3 separate regions of the Homo sapiens genome follow, and all the other regions are linked to region 1. The links are chromatin contacts, found by Hi-C in ENCODE. All regions are on one chromosome and are shown on one strand. Each heading gives the region's core, a stretch centred on a gene start or an enhancer-like site at or near the end of the contact. The rest is flanking DNA. Distances are from core to core; before and after follow the strand shown. Region 1 holds the start of KDM5C (lysine demethylase 5C). Region 2 holds the start of EBP (EBP cholestenol delta-isomerase). Region 3 holds the start of PPP1R3F (protein phosphatase 1 regulatory subunit 3F).

What was found. Hi-C counts contacts between places; a loop is a spot of excess contacts on that map. Pooled maps may share reads with other maps.
Region 2: a pooled map shows a loop between it and region 1 (7-fold over the local background). The contact joins the promoter of EBP here to the promoter of KDM5C in region 1. A Hi-C loop is called at or near these places in 4 of 50 pooled maps.
Region 3: a pooled map shows a loop between it and region 1 (13-fold over the local background). The contact joins the promoter of PPP1R3F here to the promoter of KDM5C in region 1. A Hi-C loop is called at or near these places in 5 of 50 pooled maps.

Annotation. Positions count from the first base shown.
Region 1 is chrX:53,223,829-53,226,574 of GRCh38, reverse strand. KDM5C (lysine demethylase 5C) reads left to right here and starts at 1,368. Exons shown (of 26, transcript NM_004187.5): 1 at 1,368-1,835. The coding sequence starts at 1,686. It also overlaps a transcript of IQSEC2 not described here. RefSeq lists enhancers at 1,047-1,096, 974-1,268, 1,107-1,486, 1,727-1,826.
Region 2 is chrX:48,520,558-48,523,303 of GRCh38, reverse strand. It overlaps EBP (EBP cholestenol delta-isomerase), which reads right to left and starts at 1,496. Exons shown (of 5, transcript NM_006579.3): 1 at 1,397-1,496. PORCN (porcupine O-acyltransferase) reads right to left here. Exons shown (of 15, transcript NM_203475.3): 15 at 2,496-2,746. RefSeq lists silencers at 1,212-1,391, 1,452-1,681, 2,596-2,655.
Region 3 is chrX:49,268,452-49,271,197 of GRCh38, reverse strand. It overlaps PPP1R3F (protein phosphatase 1 regulatory subunit 3F), which reads right to left and starts at 1,405. Exons shown (of 4, transcript NM_033215.5): 1 at 325-1,405. The coding sequence starts at 1,328. RefSeq lists a silencer at 1,130-1,369 and enhancers at 2,070-2,119, 1,817-2,316.

The sequences.
Region 1 (2,746 bases), core at 119-2,618:
TATGTTAAACAGGAAATGTTTGCAAAAAGTATTCATATTTTTCAGTCAATATATACTAAGGACATTTATTCATTTTTCTTTTGTTTACTCAACATTCATTTACTGCTTAACATGCCAAGTGCTAAGGATGTATAAGGCCACATGGTCCCTGCCCTTAAGGAATTCATAGTCTGATGGGGGAAAACAAAATTACTTAATCAGCATGTACGCAAGTACTCAAATATTTGCACAGTAGGTGTTCAAACTATATGCAGTAGGTCCACAGCTGATGAATGACACAGATGATCCTCCAATCAGTAGATGCCTGATGTATATGTACAAAGTACTGGTTTGATGATACTCATTCAAAGTACTGTAGTTGCAATGAACCTATTCAGAAACTGCTCAAGGAACATGCACACGATAGGACTAAATGTACATACAGTTGGTACCAAATGCACAGGGGCTATACACAATAAATACAATAAAAGTACACGGATGTTTGGTAAGTGCACTGTAGGCTCACAAATGGGCAAACAGGTGTTTTACACAGTTGACACTGGATAAATACGCCGTTGCTAAACATCCAATAGTTAAAGTATACATACACACAGGCTTATTTTGTAGGAGTATATGCCACAAATGTGTACATGGTAAAAGTGAATACAGAACAGTTGAAAGCGTTCATTAAAATGCTGACTCCCAGTGACTTTTGGGGGGTAAGAATCGAAACCCCATCTCTCTACCTGTAACCTTGGATGAAATAAAGATTTCCTTCCTTTACTTGGGACTCAGAATCCTAAAAATCCATAATCCCCGGGGAGTGAGCAGCTTCCTGCCTTCCTTATTTCAAAGCCCCAGAGGTGTCAGTGTCTAGAGCTGGAGCCTAGTACATCTCCCCCCATCCCGCGGGCCAGCATAAGGGGTCCTTTGCAATCAGGCTCCCAGAGCCGCCTTCCGCGGCCCATACCGTTAAGACCAGGGAGAAGGGACAGAGAACACTGGTGCGGGGCTAGCGACCTGGTTGAGGTCTGCGGGGGAGTGCCGGTTTGACTCCACCACCCACGGACACCAGCTCCTCTTCCGGTCTCCATAACGCGCATGCGCATCACTGGCCTTTAAACGTGCACCGCCGGTCCATCCGGAAAGACGATCCGGCAAACTAATTACAATCTTGTTCCTCCGCCGTTGCAATGAACTATTTTCTCTCAGTCCGGGGTGGTACTTTTGAGTAACCCCTTCCAAATAGAAACCCATACCAGCCTATTTAGCTCGGTCTCCACTATATGAAGGTTTCCTAGGGCTTGGTGTGACGCAACGTATACGAGGCTCGGAAGGACACCCCGCGGAAGGATCCGGTTTGTTGTGGTGTGGGGAGGGGAGACGCTGACAAACCAAGATGGCGGCGGCGGCGCTGAAGGCCGCGGCGTTTGGGAGGTAACTGTGGTGGCGAAGGCTGCGGTAGTGGGGAGGCAACCACACAGTTTGGAAGAAACGGAGCGGGACGAAGAGGCGGTAGCAGTAGAGTCAGCCTGAGACTCTCAGAGCACGACGGCCACACGCCCCCTTAGGCCCTCGGCGGGCGGCGGCTGCCCCGCTTAGGGCCTAGCCTCCGAGCATTGCCTCGGCTTCAAACAGCGGCGGCGCCATGAGTCCTTAAGGGCGGTCCAAGCCTCCCGATCCCTGGCCCAGACCTCGGGCCCACCATGGAGCCGGGGTCCGACGATTTCCTACCGCCACCGGAGTGCCCGGTGTTCGAGCCTAGCTGGGCCGAGTTCCGAGACCCTCTTGGCTACATCGCGAAAATCAGGCCCATCGCAGAGAAATCGGGCATTTGCAAGATCCGCCCACCCGCGGTAAGCCCCGGGGCCGGTTTTCGCCGGCGGCGAGACGGAATGAAGCAGTAGGATAGCCAGCGGCGAAGTCTGGGGCGGAGGGCAGCTCGAGGTGGGGAGAGGGGGTGGCTGGGACCGTTGTGGTTGCGGCGCGGATCGGAAAAAGGGTGTTGGGCCAGGGGTCCTCTCGTGGTGTGAGGCCCACAGGTGACCTGGAGTCAGAGATCCACCCCCACCCCGGCCCTTCAGAATCACTCCGGGTTTAAGACAGGGATTCCTAGTGGGCCGGAGGGAGTTCACAGAGAGGCACCCCGCACATCTCTTAGCCCGGGCCACCTAGGTCGAGGCTGTAAAAATAAGACGTTTCTCCAATCTGTTGTCATCACTTCCTTTAAGGCAGGCAGCATAGTATAGTATTAATAGAAAGATCGCAGTCCTGAAGGGAGACAGACTTGAGTTCAAAACTCCACTTTGAAGCTGAGCAGCTGTGTGACCTTGGGAAAGTAGAAGTAATCTCTCTGAGCCCGTGAAATGGATCCCAGAAATGGTTATTTAGAGGATTGAATTAAACTAGGTAGCGTCTGTATGTAGTACGCACTAGATAAGTGGTAATTATTGTGACTGTGAGGGTGTTTGATGTGGTCATTGGTTTATTCCTATGTAGGTTGACTCATATTTACTCATACCTTGCCAGGCCAATTCATCTATGATAATATCCTGGCCTGCTGGACCAGTCAGGAAATCAGTCTCACAGGGATTGCTCTGTCTCCCTTGAGGTGGGTTCAGGGAATTGTCCTCTTCTTTTCCTCGTTGAAGGCAATGTCAAGGCCTTTTCTGCACATCATCCCGCAGACTTGACTTCCTATGGAGATGTTTGGACCGGTCAGCTTGGTGGTGGGGTGTGAGTCCTTCTCAGAAGATTTCTACTCTCC
Region 2 (2,746 bases), core at 247-2,746, 4.7 Mb after region 1:
GGATTACAGGCGTGAGCCACTGCGCCCGGCCTACATTCTGTTTTAAGACCATGACTAAAGGCCAGGCACCGTGGCAGGTAATTCCAGTGCTTTGGGAGGCTGATGCAGGAGCAGCACCTGAGGCCAGGAATTCAAGTCCGGCCTGGGCAACACAGCGAAACTGTCTCTAAAAAAATAAGAAAATCAGTCAGGTGTGGTGACAAAGGCCTGTAGTCCCAGCTAGTAGGTAGGCTGAGGCAGGAGGATCGCTTTGAGCCCAGGACTTCAAGGCTGAAGTGAGCAGTGACCACATCACTGCCCTCCAGTCTGAGACTCTGCCTCTAAAAAAGAAGGCCGGGCGCGGTGGCTCACGCCTGTAATCCCAGCACTTTGGGAGGCCAAGACGAGTGGACCACTTGAGCTCAGGAGTTCAAGACCAGCCCGGCCAACATGGCAAAACCCCGTCTCTACTAAAAATACAAAAATTAGCCAGGTGTGGTGGCGTGCGCCTGTAGTTACAGCTACTCAGGAGGCTGAGGCAGGAGAATCGCTTGAACCTGGGAGGCAGAGGCTGCAGTGAGCCGGGGTCATGCCACTGCACTCCAGCCTGGGCAACAGAGCGAGACTCTGTCTCAAAATAAAATAAAAAAGAAAAGAAAAAGAACATGACTGAAACACAAGGCCACAGAAAGGCTGAAAGCTTGTTCCAGCCCTTTAGAAGCCATATTATGATGTGGTAGAAACAGTCCCGGTCTCAGCCCTCGGGGGTCAAAGTCTGGTGGGAGGCACATGGGAACAACACCTGATCCCAGCCCTCCCTGGTCACAGTCTGGCGAGGGAGATACAGGACCAGGCCTGGTGTCTTCCTTCAAGGGTCACAAACTGCTCACGACCACCAAACCCAGTCCTGTGCTCCGGGGTCACGGTTTGGTAAGAGACACAGGAACCAGGCGTGGTCCAGTTGCACAGGTCAGCGTCTTAAACCGTTCAACAAAAAGCTATTCCCTCCCCCACGTAGTCCTGAAAACTGCAACTGGGGGACAGAGGAAAGAAAACGAATCAGAACTACAACCCTCGGTGCCAGCGTTTGGAAAGCCAGAGCCTCCCCGCGAGAGCGTGCAACGCCGTCAACCTGCAGGGAAGAGACGGATATTGAAAGGCCGGTGTCTGGCGTGCAGCGCTAGAACGGAACACAAAGCCGGTCAATCCGAACCAGAACCCTCCAGTCCCGCTGCCCAATGAGAAGACGGATCTTCTGTCCTCTGGACAACCGTGCGGTAGCTGGGGGTCTCGCGCAGGCGCAAAAGGGCGGTGGGGGGGGCGGGTGGCAAAGGGTCTCGCGCTGGCACGCCGAGGGCTGGCCGCGTAGCCGGGGAGAGCTGGGGGAGGGAGCAGGGGCCGGGTGGAGGGCACTCACCAAGGCGCGCGACGGCAGCGGCCTCCCACGCTGGCTCCGGGCTCTCTTTAGGCTGGGTCTCGCGCTCTGTCACATCCCTAGTTCGGGCTCATCCCCTAGTGGGTTCTCTTGCCTTACGGAGCGAGCCAATGGTGAAGCGAAGAAGGCGGCCCGTGCCGCTCCCAACCAATAGACACTCTCTTTGTACCTCTAGCCCCGCCCCCGCGCGTGGCGCCATTTTCACCTGAGTTAGGTTTGGGGTGGAGACTGGGACGCGCCAAGGTTAGTGGGCGTTTTGGATCCGTAGCCAATCTGCATCGAGTCCTGGCTTCAATTTCCCCATTCCCTTATCAGTCGATCAAAACGGGGACTCATTAAGGTCTGTACCCGCTTCTTCCGCTGGTGAAATTAGCGTTGCGTTGCATCCTTTCACCTCCGCCCTTTTCTAGGTAGAGTAACCCTTAGTATAATGCAACGAAACTGTTACAAGCAGATCACACGCTATACACTGCAACCACCCCCTCCCCAGCTCTTCAGTGCTCAGAACTCCTCAGTCCTAATAGCAGCGGTCATTCTCTCTTCTCCCGACCTCAAGTCAGAAGAACTAGTTAGAACCCAGGCCTCTCAGTCCTACTGACCAATTGGCATGAAGACCCTCAATCTCCATATGCCAGTTCTAAAAAGCCAATCAAACGCCTAACCACCAGTGGGCCCCCAGATGGAGCAATCAATCAGAATCCAGACCCATCCCAGACCTCCCATCCAATTAGAACCCACAACCCTCAGTCCTAAGGATAAATAGGCACCAACCCTTCATCTCTCTTGCTTTCTCTCCTCTGTGTCCCACTCAGAGCAACCAATCAGAATGGGGATCCTTCAGTTTTCCAGCCAATCAGGCCTCCCCCACATCCAACTATGCAATCTGTCCCTGCCCTGATCAAACCAAGCAGGACCAGGATCCTGCCATCTTCAGGCTCATCATCTAATCAATCATAAACTAACCATGAACCAATCACAGTCTGCTCTCTCTTCATGGTTTCCAGCTTCCAAACCTTTATCCATGCTGTGCTCCCTTCCTCACTCATTCCTATTCCCCTCTGAGCAGTGAAGAAGAAGCCTATTGAATATTTCCTACTTTTATTTGACAATAACAAATTGTATATAAAAAGGAAGAAGGAAGGCGGGGAGGCCCTGGATCTCCCCTTCTCTGTTTCCCCAAGCATCCCCCTCTAGGCCCCAGCAGGCACCACCCCCTTCCTGCCTTGTGGTGGGGTGGGGATTGACAGGCATGAAAATGGTGTGATTTTGTGTGTGTGTGTGTGTGTGTGTGTTGAGGTGTTGGGGGTCAAGGATGGAGGGGGTCAAGGAGTA
Region 3 (2,746 bases), core at 156-2,655, 4.0 Mb after region 1:
TAACTTTGTCCCTATTTATCCTATCTGCTTGCTTGCTTGTTTTTTCAAACTGTCTCCCATAGGAGCCTGTATGAATCCTTGAGGGTAGGGTAGATGTCTGTCTTGTTCAGGGCTTTACAGTGGAACTCAATAAATGGAGGAATAAAACCCCAGTTAAAACAGTGCCTAGCACGTGTTTGACCTCCATCACTCTTTGACTGACTGACTCAATGCACCCTCCTCCCTGTCCTGGAGAGCAGGCCTGAGGGGTTCCTGGGCCGGAATGCTTGTCCTCCATCCCAGACACAGCCCTGCGTTGGCGGAGGTGGCGCTGGCTGACATTACCTGCGCCTCACCGGCTTCATGCAGCTCTTCAGCTGCCTGGCCTCAGCCTCCACGGGACCCTGGCACTCGGGCTGTGGCTCCAGCTGCGGCAGCTGCTGCTGCTGGGGCAGCCCTTCGGCATCAGTGGGTGTGGGAGCGGGTGCGATCCGGAGCAGGACTGTGTAGTTGCGGCCGTGGTTGTTGGCCCAGAAAGTGCCCTCAGGGGTCTCATAGCGCACCACGAAGTCGAGGCGCGCCCCATCGCCCGCGCCCTCAGCAAAGGGCAGCTGGAAGGCAAAGCGGTCGGTGCGGCCGCCGTCGTCGGGCGAGGAGGCGGATGCCTGGCCGGGACCCAGGCCGAGCCCCGGATCCAGGATGGGATCTCCTGCTCCTGTTCCTCCCGCTCCTGCCCACGGCGGGCTGCGCGGGACGTAGCGCGCTGGGTGGTCGCAAAAGGAAGCCCAGCCGTCGTGTGAGGCCCGCACGTGCACCGCCTTCTCGAAGGAGCGGTTCAGCACGCGTACCAACCCGCGCAGCACCGGCGGGCGGCCCCCAGGCACCCACACCCCGGCACCCCCGGGGACCGCTCCGGGAGGCGGCAGCAGCGCCTCCAGCTCCACCATGACGCGCCCCAAGCGCTCCAGACGGCCCGGCGCGGGCGGCAGCGAAAATGTGGGGACCAGGTAAAACCCCCCGCCAGCGGGGACGGGGCACAGCGGTGAGGGCTCGGGGCAAGCCTCCTCTTCCTCCTCCCCTTCATCCCCATCCTCGCCATCGTCGTCCTCGTCGGCCCCGCCGCCGCCGCCGCCATCTTGCCCGGCCGCCGCCGCCATCTTGCCCGCCCCGGGCCCGCCCCACGGCCGGTAGCGGCGCAACTGCGCCAGCGGCAGCCCCAAGGCCTCGTCGGCGAACAGCACCCTCCGCGGGGCCACCGCCGCCTCGACCGAGGTGCGGGGCTCACCCGCGGCCGGCGAGGGGGGCGCGGAATGCCGCAGCGGGGGCTCCACAGGGGCCGTACGCGCCATATCGGCGGCGGCGGCGGCACCGACGGCACCGGCGGCGGGACCGGCGGGGGCAGGGCCTGAAGGGGCGGGCAGCCAATGGGAAGGCCAGCGCGGAGGGGTACGGCTCACGGGGGCATAGGCGGTGAGATGAAGACAAGTATTGCAGAGGGCCAATGGGCAGCCATGCACGGATGACGTACAGCGAATTGAGAGCCGGAGAAGCACGCAGCCAATGGGGATGCCCGGGAGTGGGCGGTGTAGGGGGCGGGATGATCGAGGAATCAATGGAGAGGCCGGAATGGGGGTGGTGCGAAATCCATGATGAAGAAAACAGAAGCAGACAGCTAATGCGGAAGTCTGAGCGAGAGAGGCATGTGGGCGGTGGGAAAAGTGGAATGGCTACAGGCGATGAGGGCAGCCGGGAACGAACGCAGAGGCCCAAAAAGTGGGAGATCCCGCGGGTTGCGTAGGCGGTGGAACGGTAGCTAGAGAGAGAGAACAGCCAATGGAGAGCCACGCGTGGGATGACGACAATGGCTGCAGCGAGCCAATGGGGAGGCTTGTGAGCGTGCACTGCGGCTTCGAAGGGGTGGTGCCAAGGTGGAGCTAGCCAATACGAAGGCTAAAAGGAGACCAAGAGGCGGGTGTGTAGGGAGCCGAGCCAATGGAGGTGGAGGCTGAAGGCGGGAGCGAGGACGAGAGCTGGCGGATAGCCAATGAGGGAGCCAGGGTGAAGGCGTAGAGACCTCAAAGGACAGTACTAGTATGGGATGAGCCAATGCCGAGGCTAGATAGTGCAGCGGGACGGAGGGAGGACTTGGAGGCAAGATGGGGAAAAAAGCAGAGCCGACGGGGGCAGTGTAGGTGGTGTGAAGGGAGGCATGAGTAGCCAATAAGGAGGCTGGAGAGGAGGACGCTGTGTAGACAGAGTCTGAGGTATTGGGTGGCCGGACAGCAGAACCATAGAACGCAGGCAGCCATTAGGAAAAATGTGCTTCTCAGGGATGGGGTTACCCTCTCCCTAACCCTCCGTGACTCCCCATTGCCCCAGGAATACCCAGAGCCCCTGAAGGCCTAGACCACACCTTGGTGTGTGAACTAGGAAAGTGAAAATGACTGTCCTGTTGCAGTTAGTTACTTACTGGGTCCTCCCTGCCCAACTACAACCTTTTCTTGAGCAGTGCCACAAGCCAAGAATGCCCCTGATTGTTAGCCGCAAGCACTCTCCAGGACTTGATACTATTGTTGAATGAATGGCCGAATAGGAAATTTAACTTTCTGAAGGATTCACTTTTTTAAATTTCAGCTCAGCAAACACTGACCTGACTGTGTGCTACCAGAAGTTGATTGGGCATATGGGTAGCTTCTGACTAATGGAATCACAATCAAAGCCCTGTCCTTCTTGCCCAACCTGACACTCCACACCCCACAGGGGCCTC